Regions from separate parts of the Homo sapiens genome. Here regions 1 and 2 are each linked to region 3. The links are chromatin contacts, found by Hi-C or POLR2A ChIA-PET in ENCODE. All regions are on one chromosome and are shown on one strand. The core of a region is the stretch at or near the end of the contact, and the rest is flanking DNA. Distances in the headings are between cores, read along the strand shown.

Region 1 (5,023 bases), core at 1,184-3,683, 2.1 Mb before region 3:
TCTATGTACGCACGCGTTCACAGCAGCCCTATTCACATCAGCCGAAAGGTAGAAACAACCCAATGTCCATCAGCAGGTGAATGGATAACAACATGTGGTGTATCCAACTAGTGGAATATTATCCAGCCTTGAAGCAGTGCTGCCAACCACAGGATGAGCCTTTAAGTAAAAGAAACCAGCCACAAAAAGCCACATATTGTATGATGCCATTTATATAAAATATCTAGAATAGGTAAATCCATACAGATAGAAAGCAGATTGGTAGTTGCCAAAGGCTGGGGGAAGGGGAAATAGGAAATTACTGCTTTATGGATACAGGATTTCCTTTTGGGGTGATGAAAATATTTTGGAATTAGAGGAGGTGGTTGCATAGCATTGTGAATGAATGTACTAAGTGCCACTGAATTGTTCACTTTAAAATGTTTAATTTTATAGTACGTGCATTTCAGCTCAGATGTTTTTTAAATGGCTGGGAAGGGAGTTGGGGTGGAGACAGGCCAGCTAGGAGGCTACTACAGAACTTTGGGCACAAAATGATGGTGGTGCTAGCTGGAGTGGAGCCTGAGAAATGGGCCCCCACCCTCCGCACACACAGGAAGGGTGGAAAGAGTTCTCTCATAGCCTTTCCAATAAAGCTTTAATTATTGACCCAAGGACACTTCAAAACTAGTGTCTTGACCAGGGAGAAAGAAGCATATCCCCAGGAAGGCTGTTGGAGAAGGTGGATGGGACCCACCTGATGGGGAGCTTGGAGTCCGAGCGGTCCCATCACAGCGCTCAGAGTGTGATGCACAGGAGGTTGGTGCCTCCCCTCCTGGCCCTGAGTCCATCCCTCATCCCTCCCCAGAGAGCTCTTCTCAGAAGTGCCCTGATTGGGGCCTGACGCCATTTCCCTTGGGATTCCTGAGTTTGATCTCTTGTGGAGGACTGAAATAAACCTGTTGAGTTGGGGCAACTTGGAAATTTCCTTCTCCTCCTCCTTCTTCTTTCTCTTTCTTTTTTCTTCTTCTTCCTCCTTCCTCCTCCTCCTCGTCCTCCTCCCTTCTCTTCCCTCCTCCTCCCTTCTCCCTCCTCCTTCTTCCTTTCTTCCTTCTAATTTCTTCTTTCTTCCTTCTTCTTTCATCTTTCTTCCTTCTTCATCATCATCTTCTTCTTTTCTTTTTTTTTTTTCTTTTTTCTTTCTTTCTTTTTTTTTTTTAGAGACAAGGTTTTGCTCTGTTGCCCAGGCTGGAGTGCAGTGGTACAATCATACCTCACTGCAACTTTGAACTCCTGGGCTCAAGCTATCTTTCTGCACAGCCCCCTGAGTAGCTGGGACTACAGGTGCATGCCATCACACCCAACTGATTTTGTTATTTTTTGTAAAGAACGGGAGTCTCACTCTATTGTCCAGGCTGGTCTCTAACTCCTGGCCTCAGGCAATCCTCCTGCCTCAGCCTCCCAAAGTGCTGAGATTACAGGCATGAGCAACCAAGCCTGGCCCTCATAAAAAGAAACAATAGAACATCAGAATGATTTCCCAGATGTCCAGCTGTACAAAGAGAGACGAGAAAATACTGAACGTGGTCCCCACATTTGTGACAGCCGTGTTTGCAGTCTTCTTAGTCCACATGTGGAGCTGTGTTCCCCCAAAACATGCTGGGGAGGGAAAAGGGCTCTGTGTGTGTGTGTGTCTGAGTGTGTGAGTGTGTGTGTGTGTGTGTGTGTGTTGATTCCCTTCAGATTTAGCTCAACAGCTGTGGGGAAGAAAATCTAAAATAAAGCTAGATCCAAGAACATGCCATTTGGAAGAAACATGTGCTTACTCTGTTTTCTGCTTCAAGACCTGAGTCATTTGGCATTCACTGTGGCTGCAGAGACCTCTTCTCAAATTGGCTTCAGGTTTCTGTGAAGGCCGTTTTGTGAGGCCTAAGACTTGGAGACTTTCCATGCGGGGCTTTCAGAGTTGAGGCGTCTGGGAGTAGTTTGCACCATGTTCAGCCTCCACCCAGCAGACGTAGTCCTTAGATGGGCGTGTGAGCTAGAAAAACGTCCTGCAGGGTTATCACACTGACGTGTGACAGCTTGTGAGTCGGTTTGGCTTGGTTACCAACACAAAGCAGGACGGTCTCCACACACTCCTCCCTCGGCCTCTCATGCTTGGGTCTTGGTGGTGGTGAAATATTGTGATGGTGGATTTGTTGTAAATACTGTGAACCTTGGGGTTTTGTGGGTTTTTTATATTTATTTTATCCACAGATGAATTTATTTTATCCCTTTACAAATGTATTAGTTTTCTGTGTCAGCTGTAGCAGTGGTGGCTTAAAGCAACAAGCTTAAACAGTTCTTGAGGTTCTTGAGGTTAGTTCTTAAACTGAGTTCTGTCAGTTCTTGAGGTTAGACGTCTGAAAGCAAGGTGCAGGCAAGGCAATGCTGTCTCTGAAGGCTCTAGTGAAGGGCCTTTCCTCGCCTCTCCCAGTTTCCGATGGCTCTGTGTGTTGCTTGACTTGTGGCAGCCTCCCAATCTCTGGCTTTGTCTTCACATCGCCTTTTGCGTGTTGTCTCCTTTTCTCTGTTACAGTTCCCTCTGCCTCTTTCCTGTAAAGCCACTTGTCATTGGATTCAGGGCCCACCCAGATAATCCAAGATGACCTCACCATCTCAAGATCCTTTGCTTAATTACATCTGCAAAGACTCTTCTCCCAAATAAGCTAGCATTCACAGGTTCCAGGGAATTGATAGGGAGTCTCTTTTGGTGATGATCGGGTCACCATTCAAGCTGCTTGAGTAAGCCTGGGAAATCATGCACGTATCATCCCAGCGAGGCCTGCAGACCCTGTGTGGTTTTAATTTAACACTCACTGAGCCCTAAGAGGACCCTAAGGCCTCTCTAGGTGTGGTGTCACCAGAGATGCCACCAGACACCTGAGGGACCTTTGAGAAAGAGAAAGGTCACTGGACAATGATAGAGAAGAGACGCTCCAGGTCTGGCTGTGTCACTCATTCCTGAGTGACTTGGGGCAGGTTGTTCAGCCTCTTGGGGCTGTCTTCATTTCCCAGGTAAAGGGACTAGCATGTAACCTCCAGCAGCCCTCGAGTTCTCTCTGTCTCTGTCATTCCTTAATCCTTGTAAGCCCTGAAAATCACATCAGCTTGAACGGGTGGGGAGACGGGCCCGAGCACCAGCGGCTCAGTTGAAAAGGCTCTGGGTGGCAGCCAATCTGAATCTGTACTCACCAGCTGGGGCCCCTTGGGCAAGGCTTGCCACTTCTTTGAGCCTCAGTTTTCTTTTCTTTAAGTGCAAGAATTGAAAATATACGTGTAATTCCAAGACTTGGGCTGCTAGACCTCCCGGAGTCCCTTCGGCTCTAAGGATCTGAGTTCTAGAATTCTCATGTCTTGGCTGTAAGGGATCAGACAGAACCAATGGTTCTTTTTTTCTGGAAACCAGCACGTAACACTCAGCATAGAGCATACACTCAAATTGTAGCTTGATTTCTCATCACTTGTTTTCAGTTTTGTTTTCGACAGCAAGATTCTCTTTTTAGGGGGATCTTGCTATAAATGGTACATCTTCAAATGCTTCTGCTGATTAACTTATAAATTTAGGAGAGTTCTGAAGATATTTACAACCTGCCTCCTAATTAAGAAGTGCAGGGGCAAATTAGTGTGAGATACTCCAGTTTGCTCTCTCCGTCTTTTCTCCAAACTTCTCCCGCTTCCTTCTCCCCTCCTCCTCCCCCTTCCCCTGCCCCCACCTTCTTTCTGCCTAACAGCCTAATGGTAACAGGAAGCTGGAAGAGACTTCAGACCTAGGTCACTAATGTCATGGGGGAGTGGGGCATCTCTTTGGAATGCATTTCTTCCCATCTTTGGTAGATAGCCCTAGGACAGCTCTCACTCCAGCAGACATCCTTTCCAGGGTACAGGTGGTTACCTGCTAGCCTCATAAAGAAAAGAAACAGCAACAAAATGGTTGTTATTATCAACAGCAACAGCTAGTTTCAAAATGAAGGCAGCTCATGGTGGGTGTAATCAAGTAAGGACTCCCAAATTTATAAGGGGGTTAGTCTCATATCTCCAACCCTAAATTTAAGTAAGACAGCAACTGAGTTTCTTGGTCTCTGTTTACAAAGGTATAACCATCTCTAGGCACATAGCTAAAAGTAGATTGTTTTTGATGGTGCTTTCTTAAGATATGGAATCTTCTCTGGAACACCACACTCTTAATGTAATACTTCCTATACCTCTTTTTTGTTGTTGTTGTTGTTTGAGACAGAGTCTTGCTTTGTTGCCCAGGCTGGAGTGCAGTGGTATGATCTCAGCTCACTGCACCCCCCACCTCCTGGGTTCAAGTGATTCGCCTGTCTCACCCTCCTAAGTAGCTGGTATTACAGGTGCACGCCACCATGCCCAGTTAATTTTTGTATTTTTAGTAGAGATGGGGTTTCACCACGTTGGCCAGGCTGGTCCTGAACTCCTGACCTCAGGTGATCTGCCCGCCTTGGCCTCCCAAAGTGCTGGGATTATAGGCGTGAGCCACTGCGCCCAGCCCCATACCTCTTTGGATTAGATAGAGGTTGAATCTATTCTTGACAAGTGTTTGGAAAAAAAAGCAAAAGTCAAACTGAAAACAGAAGCCTGGAGGGTAAAGGAAAAGGTTTTGTCCCATGTGTTCTTCCCCTAGTCTTGGGCTGTTTTACCAACAGACTAAGGAAGGGTGGGCTTGACTTTCTCTTGGCCTCTCAAGCTGTCTTATGCAATTCCTATGCCCCCAGGGGCTACCTGTGTGCATGGAGCACTGCACTGGTTCACTCAGGACAAAGGCGCTCGGCCCTCGTCCCACACTGCAGAGTGGTACTTCCCTGAGCAGGCACCTGCCAGGCTGCACGGGAGCATTCTTTTGTTCTCCTCCCTGAAAGGAAAGTTGTCTTATGTGCATTCTGACCACAGAGGGAGAGGGCGGGGCTCTGAGTCCCACGATTTCCCTTTCCTCACATCACCGCACCCAGAAATCAGTTGGCCTGGGTTCATCTAGTCTTTC
Region 2 (4,750 bases), core at 1,920-4,419, 2.5 Mb before region 3:
CCTGTCCTGTTTAAAAAAAAAAAAAAGATAATGCAAAATAATGTTACTTGAAAGTACTTTGGGGAGACAGAGCCAGTGCTTCCTTCTGGATAAATATAAATTGTTTTTGATGATGGCATATAACATACTGAGAGAGTATTGGCTATTAGACTTCAAGTGAGAAAGAAGAGAAAAGCAGGAACTGCTACATTGATCTATACCTGCCCCCAAGCCCATCAAACCTTCCTTATCAACACTGACACTGAGCAGAAAGAAAATAAAGCAAAGAAAACGAAACGAGTGGACAGAGAAGGGAGGAGGGAAAACAAAGCAACAGTGGAAATGCAGAAGCCAGATTAAATGGCCAAAAGGATATGCTGGGTGGCTCGGCCTCCCAACAAAATTACCACTCTACTGAGTCAGAACCATGGTCTCTGGAACACCCTGGCGTCATTCCCTAATTATGACATCACCATACTTAGAAGGGTATGGTTGTCTGCTTTGACATAAACTTCTAAGGCCAGACCTCAGTTTCAAACCCTTGATCTGTCACTTGCAATCCATCATGGATCTCTCACTCATAAATTAACAGAAACCTTTTGGGGAACTCTTTACATTTTCAACTTGACACCCCTTGGAGTAAGAAGGCCCCATAAATATACTATCTTCCCTTTGTGCCCAAATATACCTCCTTCTAACTTGCAGACGTACTGCCTCTACTATATAAAGTGGGGAATTTGGTTCACCCCACTGAACTAAGTATTCGTGGATTTTTATTATTTTCTAGCTATAAAATTCTGGTACACTTAGGGCTTTGAAGGATCCCAACAGACAAACAGTAGAGATTGTAGCATAATAGGAATCAATGCAAAGAAAGACAAGGAATGGTATTAGAGGACACAACCACTGATCATGGTTGTCAAACATGGCATTAGAATGTAGGTATCTTTAAGAACCTTCCCAAGGCCGGGAGTGGTGGCTCATGCCTGTAATCCCAGCATTTTGGGAGGCTGAGGCGGGCAGATCACCTGAGGTCGGGAGTTCGAGCCCAGCCTGACCAACATGGAGAAACCCCGTCTCTACCAAAAATACAAAATTAGCTGGGCATGGTGGTGCATGCCTGTAATCCCAGCTACTTGGGAGGCTGAGGCAGGAGAATCACTTGAACCCAGGAGGGGAAGGTTGCAGTGAGCCGAGATCTTGCCATTGCACTCCAGCCTGGGCAACAACAGCGAAACTCCATCTCAAAAACAAAAACAAAAACAAAAACTTCCCAAGCAATTCTGACAGCCAATTACAATGACATTTGGAAAGCCCTAGCCTAACTAACATAAATACAAAATAGGCCAATCACAAGCAATATAGAAATCGAGGATAATGAGAATGTCTCTAGCTAAAGGTTCTAGCCTAGCAAGAGCCTTGAAACATTTTAACCAAGATTCAACAAGAAACTTCAGTTCTTAGAGGCAGATTAGCCAGAAGGCCAGAATATGGCTTTGTCAGAAACTTGTCTGAAAGAATGGTAATCATTACCTTAAGGATAAAAAAAAAAAAAAAAGAAAAGAAACCCAGAGTTTAGCTAACAAATCAGGAAAGCAGCAGTTCTATGAAGGAAAACTAAAAAACTATGATGATACCACAATACATATCCTTGATGCAATTCCTCACTTTGACGTCCTCTGTATGACCCATACTTTCAGGCAACAAAGCAAAACTTTAATAAAAGAATAAGTAGTCGTGATACTGGAATTAAACATCTGCAGGAGTGTACCTATTTGCCCATAAACACTTAAATCTGTACTGTCAGTTATAATTCCCATCAGAATAATTTGTTTTTGCATTTTTTTAAAGTGTAAAGTTTTCCATGGGACACTAAACAATGTAAGAAAGTCCCTGTTACTGGTTTAATGGCGAGACAGAATACGGCCAAACTCTGGAGGGCCTTGAATAACCTAACTAACTAGTTTTACCACCACAAGGTGCAGAAATTACTAGGCTATCAGCTCAGTTAAGGTAAGAGAGTTATCTTTCATCTTCAAGTCTCTATAGGCTAGCACAGACCTGGCTTATTGTATATGTCCAATGAACTTAAGGATCCTGGATGCTTTATGTGTGAAATCATCCGAGCTGATTAACGGGGTGATTCTCTAGGCTTTTCTACTATTTTCCCAGTGTACGTGAATAAACGAATCAATAAAATGAACACTCTCAGCTTAGTGGCCAAGTTATATTTAGTGTTCCTCAAATGTGGTCCATAAACTACTTACACTGGAATCACCTGGAGCAACTATTTAGAATTGCAGTTTCCTAAAAATACCCCGAACTCTCCGAATCACAATCTCGGACAGGGCAGGGATTAGGAATCTGTATTTGTACAAGAGACTCTAAGTAATTGTTAGGCCCATTAAAATGTGAAAACGACTATATTAAGTCTTGGTTAACGAAGTATATCTGCATTTCCAATACATTTTGAGGAATGCAACTTTAGGGGTGCAGAACCAGTACTTCCTTTTGGGGTTCATCCACATGAACCCAACAAAAGCCTCCTGAGGGATCGATCAGATTACAGAAAACAGGTCTGCACGCCCAAGGGCAGGGTTTTATTGTGTAAGTACGGGATTTTTTTCCTCCCGTTGAGAACTACAACTGCCAAGTAGGCTACAAGAGTTCGTGCCAGGGCAAGTCCAAGCCCGAGATGCCCGAGATTCCTGTCCAGAGCTAATTCAATGGTCAGTCTCCCTTTCCCCTCCTTTTGTCTCTTGAATCACGAGCGTCGCAAAAAGCCTAATGTGCTTCCCCTCTCGCAGCGACCGCCTCAGCCTGGTCCCCACCCGGGCTGCAGTACCTGCCAGCAGCTTCTCCTTCAACCGATTCAGCAGCTCGGCTGAAGTGGGCCCTTTGGGCTTGTGCACGGCGAACACGCCGCTCAAGGACAGCAGCTTGGTAGCCAAAGCGGCCTTGGAGACCCTGGCTTCGGATCCGGTCCTGGCCGCGGCCGCAACCACCGCGGCTGCAGCCCTTGCTGACGGGGTCGCAGCCATTGCTGCGACCGTTCCTGCAGTTTCAAGGACAGGGGATGTGTCTGTTTTCAAAGACGGCGAAGACACCACCGCCGCCTCAGAAGCGGCCATACTTTTGTAGCCCAGACCTGTTTCATCGTGGAGGTGCACGCTGATGATGCAACAAGAGTGCGCCTGACAGGACCCTCTTCCTCATACCGCGAAGCTGCGCAGAACGGAGAGGTCGCACGGACTTGTGGGAATTGTAGTCCATGGCCTTCCCATATAGACCAAGAGCTTGCTGTGCCCTTGGACTTTAAATAGAAAATTTTAAATGTTGACTTTTCCTGAGGCTTGTGAAGATCCATGGCTTCCTGGGCTCACTGCTTCATTGATTGTATTGTGCTCTTACATTCAGGTTCAGAATTAGAAGACATCCAAATGTGAGCTCTATTAGAGCAAGGAACTTATGTACCACGTTAACTGAGACATTCCCAAATGCCTCACATGTTGTAGGCACTTAAATAAATATTTGAAAACGTATAAATAAGTATGAATTCTTCAAATTCCCCGAAGAAACCAAGCCAATGGTAAATCACTTGTGCTTATTTTGATGCTCTTCATGCACTCCTGTTCACCCTCCCCAAACCCCCACTGACCCCACTACAATTTTTAATAATTCTGATTTTGAATATCAGCTCTTCTGTGGGTTGAATTCCTTAGTACACTTTGTTTAGATATCAAAAGGTATTCTTGCAATTCATAAACTTTAAACCACTTCCCATTTGAGACCTTCTCCCTAAAAGTTATTCACTCCCTAACAAGATTGAGGAATATTGTTTTGATTCCAGCACAAGGCAGAGTGGAGAAAAATTACTTCTGCACCAGAAACATTAAATGCTATCATAACTATTGTGAGACAGATAAAGTTTGCCCTCATTGTTTTTTAGGTTTCTTTACAACCACTCTTTGTCCTCATCATACTCTTGGACTTTAATATCTAGTATTTTAGTGATGCCCCTTAGCTGCTCACAATCACCAGTTATGGGGTCCCATTTGAACTTGCACCCATTCGTGCAACAGACACATGGCAGAACAATTTATTAAAAGGAAAAAAAAATCTTTGAGGGAGTTTTTTCAGGGTGGAAAGCTGAAACTCCTAGAAGGAAGTCACTTACTCTTGTGGTCTATTATAAAAGCCTAAGCTAACTGAAAAGATTGGCATATCACAGGATTAGTGGACACCTGGCCCTGCTTCAAGATGTTAATTTTTCCACAAAGATGTTGTGACTTCAGAAGGGATGACTGCACCCAAAGGAGCATGGTGTCCATTAGCCTCAGGAAAGAGTTCTCTATTCTTGTGCCATGGAAGCAGAGAGCCAGGGACTTGCAGGGAAGGTTGCAAGGCTTGATCAATGATGACTTGGATGACTCCAAGGCACTTGGAGATTAGAGGCCTTTTCCCAATTGTCCGGACATCAGCAAGCCTCCCTATTTCTCTTGTGGCTCTGGGGGTGAGGGATGCAGAGGGAGAACAGAACTAGGGGTAACATATGATGCTTATATTTGAATTTTCCATCAGCCCAGTGTAGGACCAGAGTTAATCTGATTTAAAGAAAATGAAGAAATGTATATTTCTTGCATGTTTGATTTCTGGGATGCTAGGACACAACAAAATTAATGCTACTCTGCTATTATATCGGCATTCTTGGGATCAGAAGCACCAAGCTTTGTTTTTCTAAGGTAATCAACATCTCCCACATTGGGCAGGC
Region 3 (4,386 bases), core at 350-2,849:
ATAAGTTTTGGGGGAAGTAGGGAAAGGGAAAGAGGAATGACAACTTAGGTCCGGGAGAAATTATTGCTAGTACCAGGACAAGTGGGCAAGTGAAGTGCCCACCAATCCGCAGATTAATGAGCACATCCACCTTTCTACACTTTATATCCTGGAGCTAGGGTAGGGACAAGTCTAGCAGCCAGATGATGGTTCAATTTCCCTAACAAAACTAAACAAAAATGTAAAACCCTTTTCTGTAACTAACTACTCTAATCTGTAGAGAAAGATAGTCCCCGAATCAACATTGTACAAACCATAGTTACAAAAGATCATATTTATATTCACCTGCTCATTCACTTATTTTCCTGAGCCCCTAATAAGTAAACGCCAAGGAAATCAGACACAGCTCCCACCTTCACATAGTTGACAGTCTAGCATAGAAAATAAGATGTGCTAAAACACAAAAGGAAACACAAAAACAAAAACATTTCCAGATGGGAGATGTGAAATTTTTAAGTGTGAAAAATTATCTTGTACCAAGTTTTACATGAAACTGGGTTATACAATAAATCCCCAAGAAGGATGAGAAACAAGAAATGGGGGTGGGGGGTATGAAAAATACTAATGCTAATACAGCAACTAACAACACCAAAAGTGACTTTAAATATGTTATATAAATTTAATCTACCTAACAACCCCATGAGAGAAGTACAATTTTCCCCCATTTACTAAGAAGGAAAGTTGAAAGAGACTAAGAAGTCTGTTTAAGAGGCACAACTTTTATTTTATTTATTTATTTGAGACGGAGTTTCACTCTTGTTGCCTAGGCTGGAGTGCAATGGCGAGATCTTGGCTCACTGCAACCTCCGCCTCCCGGGTTAAGAGGCACAACTTCTAAGTGACAGAGGTAGGATTTGAATCTAGGCACCCTGATTCTTACCTCTATTTTGCCGCATATAATTATAACAATATTATTACTAACACAACAACGCCGCTGTAGATTGTAGATCCATAGGCTACATACTTTCATTCATTTTCTTTGAATACTCACATGTCTATAATTTACAAATGAAAACATTAAGACTCTTAAGACGTTAAGAAACGTTTCCAGGTTATGCAAGTTACAAGAAGGTAGAGCCGGGATTCGAACTCAGATGGCTCAGATTCCGAAGGCTCTTTTCACGGCACCCCACACCCGAACTTGACTCCTTACCCTCAACCAAGCCAAGCCGTATCCCTCCTGGGAACAGCCGGCACCACCCACTCCAGCCTCGCGCCTCATAGACACACTTACTCGGGCGGCGTTCCACCGCCCGCACCCTCCCAGCTCTCCCCAGCACCCTCGTCCAGCCGGGCAAGGCTCTCACCAGGCGGGAGTCGTGGGACCCTCGCAATCTTGCTGGTGATCTCTGCAGTGAGCACCGCGAAGTCCTGCTCGTAACCTTCGAAGTCGGACGACATGGCGGCTCCGGAACGAGTAGCCCAGGCCAAAGCCTAGGTCAGGGAAAGGGCCTCGAGGGGCAGCGAGGGGCCCCGCGGCTTAGGAACCCCGGAAGGTGCCCCCGAGAGCAGAACGGAGAACCGGGGACAGCTCTCAACCCAGCCGCTTCCTGGTTGTTCGTCGCAATCTCGGTTCTCCGGAAATTGGGTTGCGTGCGTGCTTTATTTTCCGCTCCGACTTTAAGATAAGTAAGTTCGCAAAGGAAAAGCGCCCCAATTAGTGCCTCCCCCCAGAAAAGCGTATGAAAATATGCAAGTTCTGAGGGATCATTAGAAGCGTTTTTTCCCCCCTTCGTGTTCTGGGAATCGGCTCCGGATCCACACGCTACAAGGCACAGCAGCTTGCTTCCGGAGGGAGGTTTGAGGCGGCGAACCTCCGGAAGTGACAGTAACAGAGACTGCGCAGGGGGCCTGAGCGGGAGAGTCCTGGCGAGGGCGCTGGCCGAGAGGTGCTCGGCTTGTAGCAGGTCCCGCACTCCAGCCTCTCGCTGCCAGGGTTTGCTCTCTGCTTGTCCTGGGCTGAGGTGTCCATGACGGAGTCATCCAAGGAGGAAAAAATCTGTTCCGGGTGAGCCCAGGCCGCCCCGGATATGCGATGGCTGAGGAGCAGACACCAGGGACCACACTGAGGTGGGAGTCAAGGCAGGGAATATAAGCACGATTTTGGTGGTCTTTGTCCCACCAGAGTGGGAGCAGGCTCTCCTGAATGTTGAGACCAACCTGGCTTACCAGGATATTTCTTCCTTGGGTGAGGATTTATTTCTAAGCCCTCTGCTCCATGACTCGGGCGGGAAACTGAGGCACAAGTCAACAGCGTCTGCTGCGTGGTAGTCTGTATTATCCATGTAGCTCAGATCCTCTTCCAGATCTTCAGATCCAGTCCAGGCAGAGATGCCCTTCCACAAATCTCTCCGGAGCTCGCCGCCCTGCCTTCCATTTCCCTCGCTCCTGGAGGCACTTCCTCTTCTTTCTTCCCTCGAATCTTCTAATTCAGGTTCTTCTCATATACTCTTCTGGTCATAATTTCACACACACCACACACACTCTCGCTCTATCTCCTCCCTTCCTTTCCTTGCATGCTCTCTTTGCTTTCACTGTCGCTCCTTTACTTTTGGGCCAAATTGACTGTTCTCTTGATGTTTGGGTGGCGGGGTGGAGGAGACTGCAGGCAAATGGCATAGACCATGTCTGACTCATACTTGGCTTAATTCAAGACTTCATAAGAGGCAGCTTAGAATTTCATAAAGGGAGGTCGTTGACTTGCCTTCTATTCTGGTTCACCTGTTACTTGTGACCTTGGTCTAATCACTCAGCCTCTCTAAGACAATTTCTGTTCTATGAAGAAGGAAACTGAATTAGATCAACTCTAAGGTCCTAAAATTCTTTGTCTTCTCAAACTATTCACTAAGCGTTGGATGGTGACAGTCCCCTGACAAGCGGAGAAGGAATAAAAAAAACTATTTTGGAATCGTGTATCCAGTTTGCATGCCATTCAAACTTGTACCATATTTTGGATAAGTCAAAAGTAGTTCTTTTTGACATTTGACAAGATATGCATCCCAAAGTGTAGTGCACTTGTGAGATGCTGTTGTGTAGGTGTTTATTGTAGTTAACAAGTATGGTATGCAATAAAGGTTTTGTTTTGTTTTGTTTTAACTGAACTTTCCCATTTTGTTTTCTTTAGGTTGGGTTTCAGACCAAGACACTGGATTCTCCTAGTTAAGATAAAGAGCTTTGGGTGCCTGACAGTGAAAATGGTGTAATCTGCGTTAACAGTTCACAGCTTGAAGGCATGACAATTAAAGAACACACATGGACTTGTGGCACATGGAAATGTGCGCACAGAAAAAGGAAATCTATAATTCTTTTAAAGTAGGAAGGCATTCTTCCTTGCCAAAATGGGTACATTCTGTTCGGTTATCAAGTTTGAAAATCTACAAGAATTAAAGAGACTGTGTCACTGGGGTCCCATCATAGCCCTTGGTGTTATAGCAATATGTTCTACCATGGCCATGATTGACTCTGTGTTGTGGTATTGGCCCTTACATACAACTGGAGGAAGTGTGAATTTCATCATGTTGATAAATTGGACTGTCATGATTCTTTATAATTACTTCAATGCCATGTTTGTCGGTCCGGGCTTTGTCCCTCTGGGGTGGAAACCGGTAAGAAAGATTCTGTAAGACAATGAACTTTAATGATAATCGTATATTTGGTTTTTGCCTTATCTACTAACCAATAATACCAAACACAGCCTACTGTTTGTCCTCACAGAGACTAAGTATATTACTCTAATCACTGATCATTTAGGCTCGGAGACTTTATTTCATATCTGTTTGAACACATTGATCCAAAATAGCATTTTCCAAAGCAATTTTATTGAATATTTGCTCTGCATTAAAAAAAAGATGGAGGTGGGGTGGAGGTGGGATAGGTTCATGGTCAAAAGTTTAGGAAACATCACATGTCATACACAGTGAGGTTTGGCTGTAGTACCTTTTTTCATGTAATACATTAACATCCCTTAGAACTGAGAAAAACGCTTTAGAAACTGCTGGTTTAAATCATAAAGTTTTAAAATCATTGCACTGAAAATATAACATTGGGAAGTATAGTCCAAATCCATTTATAGCTTAAAAACTACTGGGAAATTTATGCTTATGAATGTCCATGTTTCCTGCTAAGGGACCACACCTGATGGCTTGTCAGAAAGGCAGAATCTTGGGCTCCACTTCAGACATACTGAAGCAGAATCTTTATTTTAATAAAGTGCCCAGGTGATGCTTAGGTATATTAAAGTTCGGGAAGCACTGGTGTATATCATGTGCTATGTACTATTCAAAATGCGTACAGAGGAGGGTAAGATGTAATTTGAACTCTGAAAGAGCTTATAACCTAAGCAAGAAA

Evidence for each region. Hi-C counts contacts between places; a loop is a spot of excess contacts on that map. ChIA-PET counts read pairs that join two places held with the same protein, here RNA polymerase II (POLR2A). Pooled maps may share reads with other maps.
Region 1: a map of naive thymus-derived CD4-positive, alpha-beta T cell shows a loop between it and region 3 (12-fold over the local background). The contact joins the enhancer-like site here to the promoter of VTI1A in region 3. A Hi-C loop is called at or near these places in 1 of 168 maps with a recorded cell type or tissue (naive thymus-derived CD4-positive, alpha-beta T cell) and 5 of 50 pooled maps. POLR2A ChIA-PET finds 5 or more read pairs at or near these places in 1 of 52 experiments (naive thymus-derived CD4-positive, alpha-beta T cell).
Region 2: a loop to region 3 is called in a map of CD8-positive, alpha-beta T cell, with 19 times the contacts of the local background. The contact joins the promoter of TRUB1 here to the promoter of VTI1A in region 3. A Hi-C loop is called at or near these places in 2 of 168 maps with a recorded cell type or tissue (both CD8-positive, alpha-beta T cell) and 8 of 50 pooled maps. POLR2A ChIA-PET finds 5 or more read pairs at or near these places in 1 of 52 experiments (activated B cell).

What each region holds. Positions count from the first base shown.
Region 1 is chr10:114,538,586-114,543,608 of GRCh38, reverse strand. All of the region lies in intron 6 of ABLIM1 (actin binding LIM protein 1), which reads left to right. Among named protein-coding and RNA genes, the nearest start is that of ABLIM1, 120 kb to the left of the region's middle. RefSeq lists enhancers at 1,877-2,056, 2,407-2,456. Within about 2 kb of position 2,433, at least 18 of the 41 ENCODE cell types and tissues checked have a DNase peak (open chromatin) inside an H3K27ac peak, as active enhancers do.
Region 2 is chr10:114,936,614-114,941,363 of GRCh38, reverse strand. It overlaps TRUB1 (TruB pseudouridine synthase family member 1), which reads right to left and starts at 3,169. Exons shown (of 8, transcript NM_139169.5): 1 at 2,825-3,169. The coding sequence starts at 3,110. RefSeq lists an enhancer at 2,798-3,337.
Region 3 is chr10:112,444,428-112,448,813 of GRCh38, reverse strand. It overlaps VTI1A (vesicle transport through interaction with t-SNAREs 1A), which reads right to left and starts at 1,599. Exons shown (of 8, transcript NM_145206.4): 1 at 1,347-1,599. The coding sequence starts at 1,440. ZDHHC6 (zDHHC palmitoyltransferase 6) reads left to right here and starts at 1,900. Exons shown (of 11, transcript NM_022494.3): 1 at 1,900-2,109; 2 at 3,164-3,644. The coding sequence starts at 3,378. RefSeq lists enhancers at 1,534-1,793, 1,994-2,113.